2 separate regions of the Mus musculus genome follow, and region 1 is linked to region 2. Evidence: chromatin loops called from intact Hi-C (ENCODE). Cell type or tissue: heart. All regions are shown on one strand. Each heading gives the region's core, and the rest is flanking DNA. Links, peaks and the distances in the headings are about the cores only.

Region 1 (2,909 bases), core at 200-2,699, 84 kb after region 2:
TGAGAGCAGGCTGGGTGTCTGTGGCCATGGCTCCTGCCAAAGAGGTGTAGGCTAGCCAGGCAAAGGCCTGCATCCAGCCAGGGTGGTATATGGGCATGGGCTGAGATTTGCTCAGGGTTTATCGCTCCCTGATGAAGCTTTCACATTTCCACTGTAGTGTAGATGTGACCTTCATAGCTGCCTTGCCTCTGCCTTTTGAAGCAGCCTTGTAAACACACAGAGCAAATTTGCCTGCCTGCTATGCTTCCTCCATCCATCCCACACAGATCAGGCATGACGCCCCAGGTTCCCAGGGAGGTACAGTTGCTCATAGAAGAAGCTCTGAAAGTCTTGTTGTCTTGGCCCTAAGTCACCCCCCAATGCCCTACAGGAAGCTTAGCCTGTGAGGTGTTCCAAGTCCACTGGGGTAAGGTGCTACAGGACAGACAGCGATGGGGAGCAGCTCCAGTTCTCAGAGAGCACTGCCTTGGCCTGGGGCCCTGTGTGGCCATGGCTCTGCTATTATATACCTAGGGATAGCATGTCTACGCTGGCAGGTAGCCCTGCCTTCAGCTCCTTGTCATCAATGGTCAGGCCACGGGACAAGTGATAAGAACAAAGTAGGGGAAACCAGGTAGTGATCGACATGTGTCCTTTGTACTACTCAGGAGTCAGGAAGCGGTCCATCCATCCCAGGGCAGCACATTGTCAGGCCCACCCACAGCCCCACTTCATGGATTAGCCCATATGTATCCCTCAGCCTCCTGCAGCTTACACTCACCCAGCCTCCACCTGGTGCTCACACAGTGGGTGTGCACTGGATGGGCCAAGTGCCCTGTCCATCTTCCTCCATAGCATAGCAGGGACAAAAGCTGTGGAAGGTACTCAAAGAACAAAGAGCCTGAGAAAGGGACAAAGCAACCACCCTCAACTTCCTGGTGTGGGCAGAGATTAGGCCCAGGTTATGGGCACCCACAGGACCTCTTGAGAGTTTGTTAGAGGCCCTTAGTGTCATGCACAAAGGAAAGATCACTACTACCGGGGGCAGCTTGAAGGTCCTACCTCTGACTCAGGCTACCACAGCCAAGTCCTTATCCTCTATGTTGCTGTGGCTCCCACTATGGTCTGCCCCCTCCCTCTGTCTTCCTGGCTCCCACCATGATCAAACCTTTGTCTGCTGCCGTGACTCCCACTGTGGCACCCACTATAGCCCACCTTCTCCACCTCCTCTGCTGGCTGTGGCTCACCCCAGCCCCAGCTGTTCTGTCTCACAGCGCCTTCCTAAGCAACAGAGCAAGAGGCTGAGTGAGGAATCCTGGGCTCAATAAGGGACACCGAGATTTCATCCTGGGGCTGTCCCTAGTAGAACAGCCAACAGCCTAAAGAGCAAAAGCCGGGAACACATGGCCTTCTTTAGCTACTGGCTGTTATTAGTGCTGCTGTGGAAGTGGCAATGGTGGCAGAGCAGTGCTATCCACCCAGCCAGCCTGCCAGCATGCACCCAGCTTGGCAGATTTCTCACAGCAGTGCCTGTGTCCCGGACACTCCAGGGTCACATTCTAGCCAAGCATTCCTGCTTCTGCCAGGTCACCATAGAGCTTTCTCAAATGTCACCAGATCTAAAAGAACATCATAAGTGGCCAGGATTAGAGCAGAGTTAGGAACAGGGTGGGCCAATGGGGAAGTGAAACCCAAAGATGGGAAGGGTATGTTTTCTGTCTGGTGGGATAAGGAGATAGAGCCTTGGGCATTGCTGGCAGCAGCTGGGACACAGTGGACTCTGACACTGATGGGGTTCCACTCTAGAGAGGGTCTCCTTGCTCACCCAGAAGCTGCCCTCCGTGCACATCAGACTTCTATCTCTCTACCCTCCTCCTACCCTCTTTGCATTCATAGGATCATGGAAACAATGGGGGTGGAGTGACTGTCTGATCACTCACAGCTGTAGGCCAGTGGTTCCCAACCTTCCTAATGCTGAGACCCTTTAATACAGTTCCTTGTGTTGTGGTAACATTCCCCCGACCCCCCGCTATAAAATTATTTTTATTGCTACTTCATAACTGTAATTTTGCTACTGTTATGAATCATAATATAAGTATCTGTGTTTTCCAAAGGTCTTAGGTGACCCCTGTGAATGGGTCATTTGACTCCCAAGGGGTCACAATGCACAGGGCACAGGCCACTGCTGTAGGCCACCGTGGAGCCCAGAAAGGGAGATTTGGAAGAGCAGGGAAAGGAGTGCAGGATGAAGCAGACCTCTGGATGTAGCTGTGTGCCACACCCTACTTGTACTGCTCTGGGTTTGCCTGTGCCCACTTTAGGAGCTGGGATTTGCAGCCACTGCTTTGGGAGCTGTCCCTCCCTTGGTGCTGAAGCTGGAATCAAAGGTGAGGTCCTGGCCAGTTGAATGCTATCCCAGGTACCAAGCACCATGTTGGCTACTGCTCCCACCCCTGGCCCCCTAAAGACGCCACTGCTAGAAGGAACACTGTCTGAAGAGAGGCTGCCATGGAAGGTTTATTCTTTCTCAGGGCTTGCAGCTTTGTACCGATGTCTCTGTGGTAACTCAGCTTCCTCACTGCTCCACTCTGTGCCACATGCGACCTGACCTTCTGTGTAAGCAAGAAGAAGGGCCCTCTGGTCCCTGTGCGGGGGCAGTTCAGCCAAAAGTGGGTGACAGGCAGCTGTCCAACAGGCCCTGGGAGAGACAGAGCATTGGGTAGAGAAGGCAGTCCACCGCTCTCGCCCTCCCTCTTTCCCCCCTGACAGGCAATCAGGCCCATTCACAGGCTCCTGTTGGCAGAGGCCGGCTTCTGGAGGCTTCCTGTCTGCCAAGATAACAATGAGATCTAGATAGACACTTTAATTTGAATTTGCCTTTTTGGGTCCCCTGAATTTCAAATGGAGTTGTTAAGAACGCACGCTGACTT
Region 2 (2,909 bases), core at 257-2,756:
AACAAACAAACAAACAAACAAACAAGTAAATATATAAATCAAACCCATGATAACTACAAAGTGCAGTAGCATTTTAGGTGTGGGATCCCATGAGGAAGCAATCAGAAATGCATGACACTGCTGTAACCTATCTGGGAAAGTCAGGAAGCACCTTTGGATTCACAGCTCAGAGGACAGCTATAGGTCTCACTGGGGCAAGACTGGGGCATGACTAGAGTGGGAGCTGCTGAGCTTCAGCTCTGGCGATGGCTTGTGGCAAGGCTGTGCCATATGAAGAGGCCACAATCCAGGCTGGCTGCTTGTTCTTTCTGCCCATGAGATTCTCACCAGGCACATTGGGCCTATGCTGTCCCTGCACGGAGGAGAATCCCTCACTGACACTCTTGGCAGAATAAAGCAAGTCACACGAGTTGTGGAACCTGCCTGGGTCCTGCGCTTATCTCCCCACTCCACTCTCTGGCTGCACACTTGTTCCAATGTCTCACAGGTGGCCAGTAGCCAGGAGTGCAATCCACTGGGGCTGCTGTGAGCTGCCACAACCCAGCTCTCCAGCCTCATCTGAAAGGTTAACTGGGGTTCTAGTGAGCTGTGCCATCATCAATGTAAGTGTGTTAATAGTTGTTTTATTACAGCACATTTAGCTCCATGAGAAACGCCAACGAGGAGAGATTTGTGGGTCTGCTCTCTGACACCTTGCAGCTCCCTGGTATTTTCTCACTGAGAGATCTCATCTGTGCTGCCATATGCATTCCACATAGGTCCTTAGGAAGATGATCGTCAGGGCACAGCCAATGTTTTGTGTCAAGTGACCAGTGTTGTCAGGATTCAGCTCCAGCAGATATATGCTCCCTGTCAGCATCTCGCTGTCACCCTGCTCATGGGTATATGTCAAGCACCCTACCTTTCCCTGCAGGATGTAAGGTTGGCAGGTTCTTCCTCCTGTTTTGTGTCCCAGGGTTATGGGAAAGCCAGTTGGAGGCTCAGCTGGGTGGAGCAAGGTGCTCTTGCTATTTCATAGTCATCGTCACTGTGAGTGTTCATCAGTTTAGTCCAGATGAGGGAGGGTGAGGAGCCCCCCTCCCCAACATACACACCTTGGAGATTCCTGTTACAGTTGGTCCTCCTATGCATGGGCACTCTGGCCTCTTGAAGCAGGCTGGCCCTCAGTGACCTTCCTCCTTTGGGCCTAGGTGTGCTGGTATCATGGCTGTGGTGAGTTAGGCTCCTGTGAGCAGAGCCCTAGTGGCTTTTCTCCTCAGCCTGTGGCTCTGCTATTTATGCTGGGTATGCAACCTTTGCTGTCTAGAGTGGCCATGTATTCAGACACTTGCCGCATTTTCACAGGAGTCACTGAGAGACAGTTGTGCCCAGTCAATCACAGAATTCCCTGTCCCCACTAGAGTCCTCCTCATACTGTAGGGCCCTTGAGGAGCACAAGGTCTGGCAGATCCAGCCCTTTGAGGATGGAATAGTAGCTGGATTTAGCAGTCTAGAGGAGGAAGCCAACCAGGGGGTCCTAATTCACTGGAGTGGGGAACCATACACCTTCTGCCTCCACCAGGTGGCAGCAGACAGGCTCACTGCTTTCTGGGCCTCACCACTGGCCTGGTGGGGGTTAGGTCAGATGCAGGAAAGGATGGCCTGGAGGAGGGAATAATGGGGACCTGGGCACATATTGATCAGAGGCAAGGAGCAGGCAGGTGTGAGAGTCCCACAGCTGAGTGGTCTGTTGTGGAGGGAGTTTGGAAGGACCTTAGCTTTGGCCAAGGCTGGCCTTGGCTTTCGACTTCCCAGCTATCTTGGAGCTTGGATTTAGGAGGTTACTCCCTCCCTCAGCACGACTCCTTTCCATTCTGTTACCTGCTCTGTAGAGTCCAGTGTACAGCTGGGTTTCCTGTGAGTCTCCATTTAGTGAGAAGGGAGATGGGCAAACAGTCTTACTTTGTCGTAGAAGGCAAGCTATACATAGGCCAAAGGAAGAAGAAGTTGCCTCTGGACAGGCAGATGTGGGCTCCTGGGGCCTTGGTGAGTCAGGAGGGGTATGTCCTGAGTCAGTTCTGGGGATTTAAGGTGACTTATGAGGATGACTGGTAGGAAAGATCCCTGCCACAGTGAGCCAGGAAGCTGTTCCTACAGAAGCCATACAGCTTGCTGTTTAAAGCCCAGACCCTGGTCATCACCAGCCCCTGAATGTTGTACAACCACTTTAAGCTTATCTCCAGCTAGCTTATGAATAAATGAGACTCGGACTATGGTTATTTTATTTGGCTTTGACAGTTACTGGGGGTCACCCTAATTTACTCTTCTAACTGCTGGCCTGGCTACCTCTCTAGTGGGATACCCCAGATACTTGCTGTTTCTCCTGACTACGCCATGGCCCCATCTCCTCTTATGGTGGCTTCCTCTTCTCCTCTTATTCTTCTTCCTTTTCCTCCTGGCCTCTTCTCACACCTCTCTCTTCTCCACCCCCAACAAGGGAACTCCAAACCTACCTACTAGAAGTTCCTCCAGTAATTGTCCATAGCCAATCTTATTTAACCAATTGTTTTAAATCAAGGAACAAGGTTTGCACAGCAAAAGCTTGTAAACATGAGAATATCCTCGTAGGCCTAGACCTTTGGGTACAGAGTTTCTCATTACAGTACAAAACAACAGACCAAACGCCGGGCATGGTGGCACACGCCTTTAATCCCAGCACTCGTGAGGTAGAGGCAGGCGGATTTCTGAGTTCGAGGCCAGCCTGGTCTACAAAGTGAGTTCCAGGACAGCCAGGGATATATAGAGAAACCCTGTCTCGAAAAACCAAATAAATAAACAAACAAACAAACAAACAACAGACCAAACTCCAACAACTGTGTACTTCACATGAAGACCTATGGCCTTGCTGTCATCTCCAGCCCCTACCCTTT

Evidence for each region. A loop is a pair of places that touch in the nucleus more often than their neighbours do. Peaks named below come from ENCODE experiments on the same cell type or tissue, not always from the same donor. Only the 100,000 strongest peaks of a DNase experiment are listed, where the experiment ranks them.
Region 1: it touches region 2 in a loop (2.1-fold over the local background); 2 of 42 quality-filtered maps call a loop at or near these places.

The regions. Positions count from the first base shown.
Region 1 is chr5:140,055,063-140,057,971 of GRCm38, reverse strand. All of the region lies in intron 17 of Mad1l1 (MAD1 mitotic arrest deficient 1-like 1), which reads left to right. Among named protein-coding and RNA genes, the nearest start is that of Gm30492, 39 kb to the left of the region's middle. In heart, for the core only: no CTCF peak of the experiment used is centred there; a DNase peak (open chromatin) is centred at 1,481.
Region 2 is chr5:140,139,058-140,141,966 of GRCm38, reverse strand. The region is part of intron 12 of Mad1l1 (MAD1 mitotic arrest deficient 1-like 1); the gene reads left to right. Among named protein-coding and RNA genes, the nearest start is that of Gm30492, 45 kb to the right of the region's middle. In heart, for the core only: a CTCF peak has its summit at 1,555 (motif pointing right); DNase peaks (open chromatin) are centred at 436 and 1,566.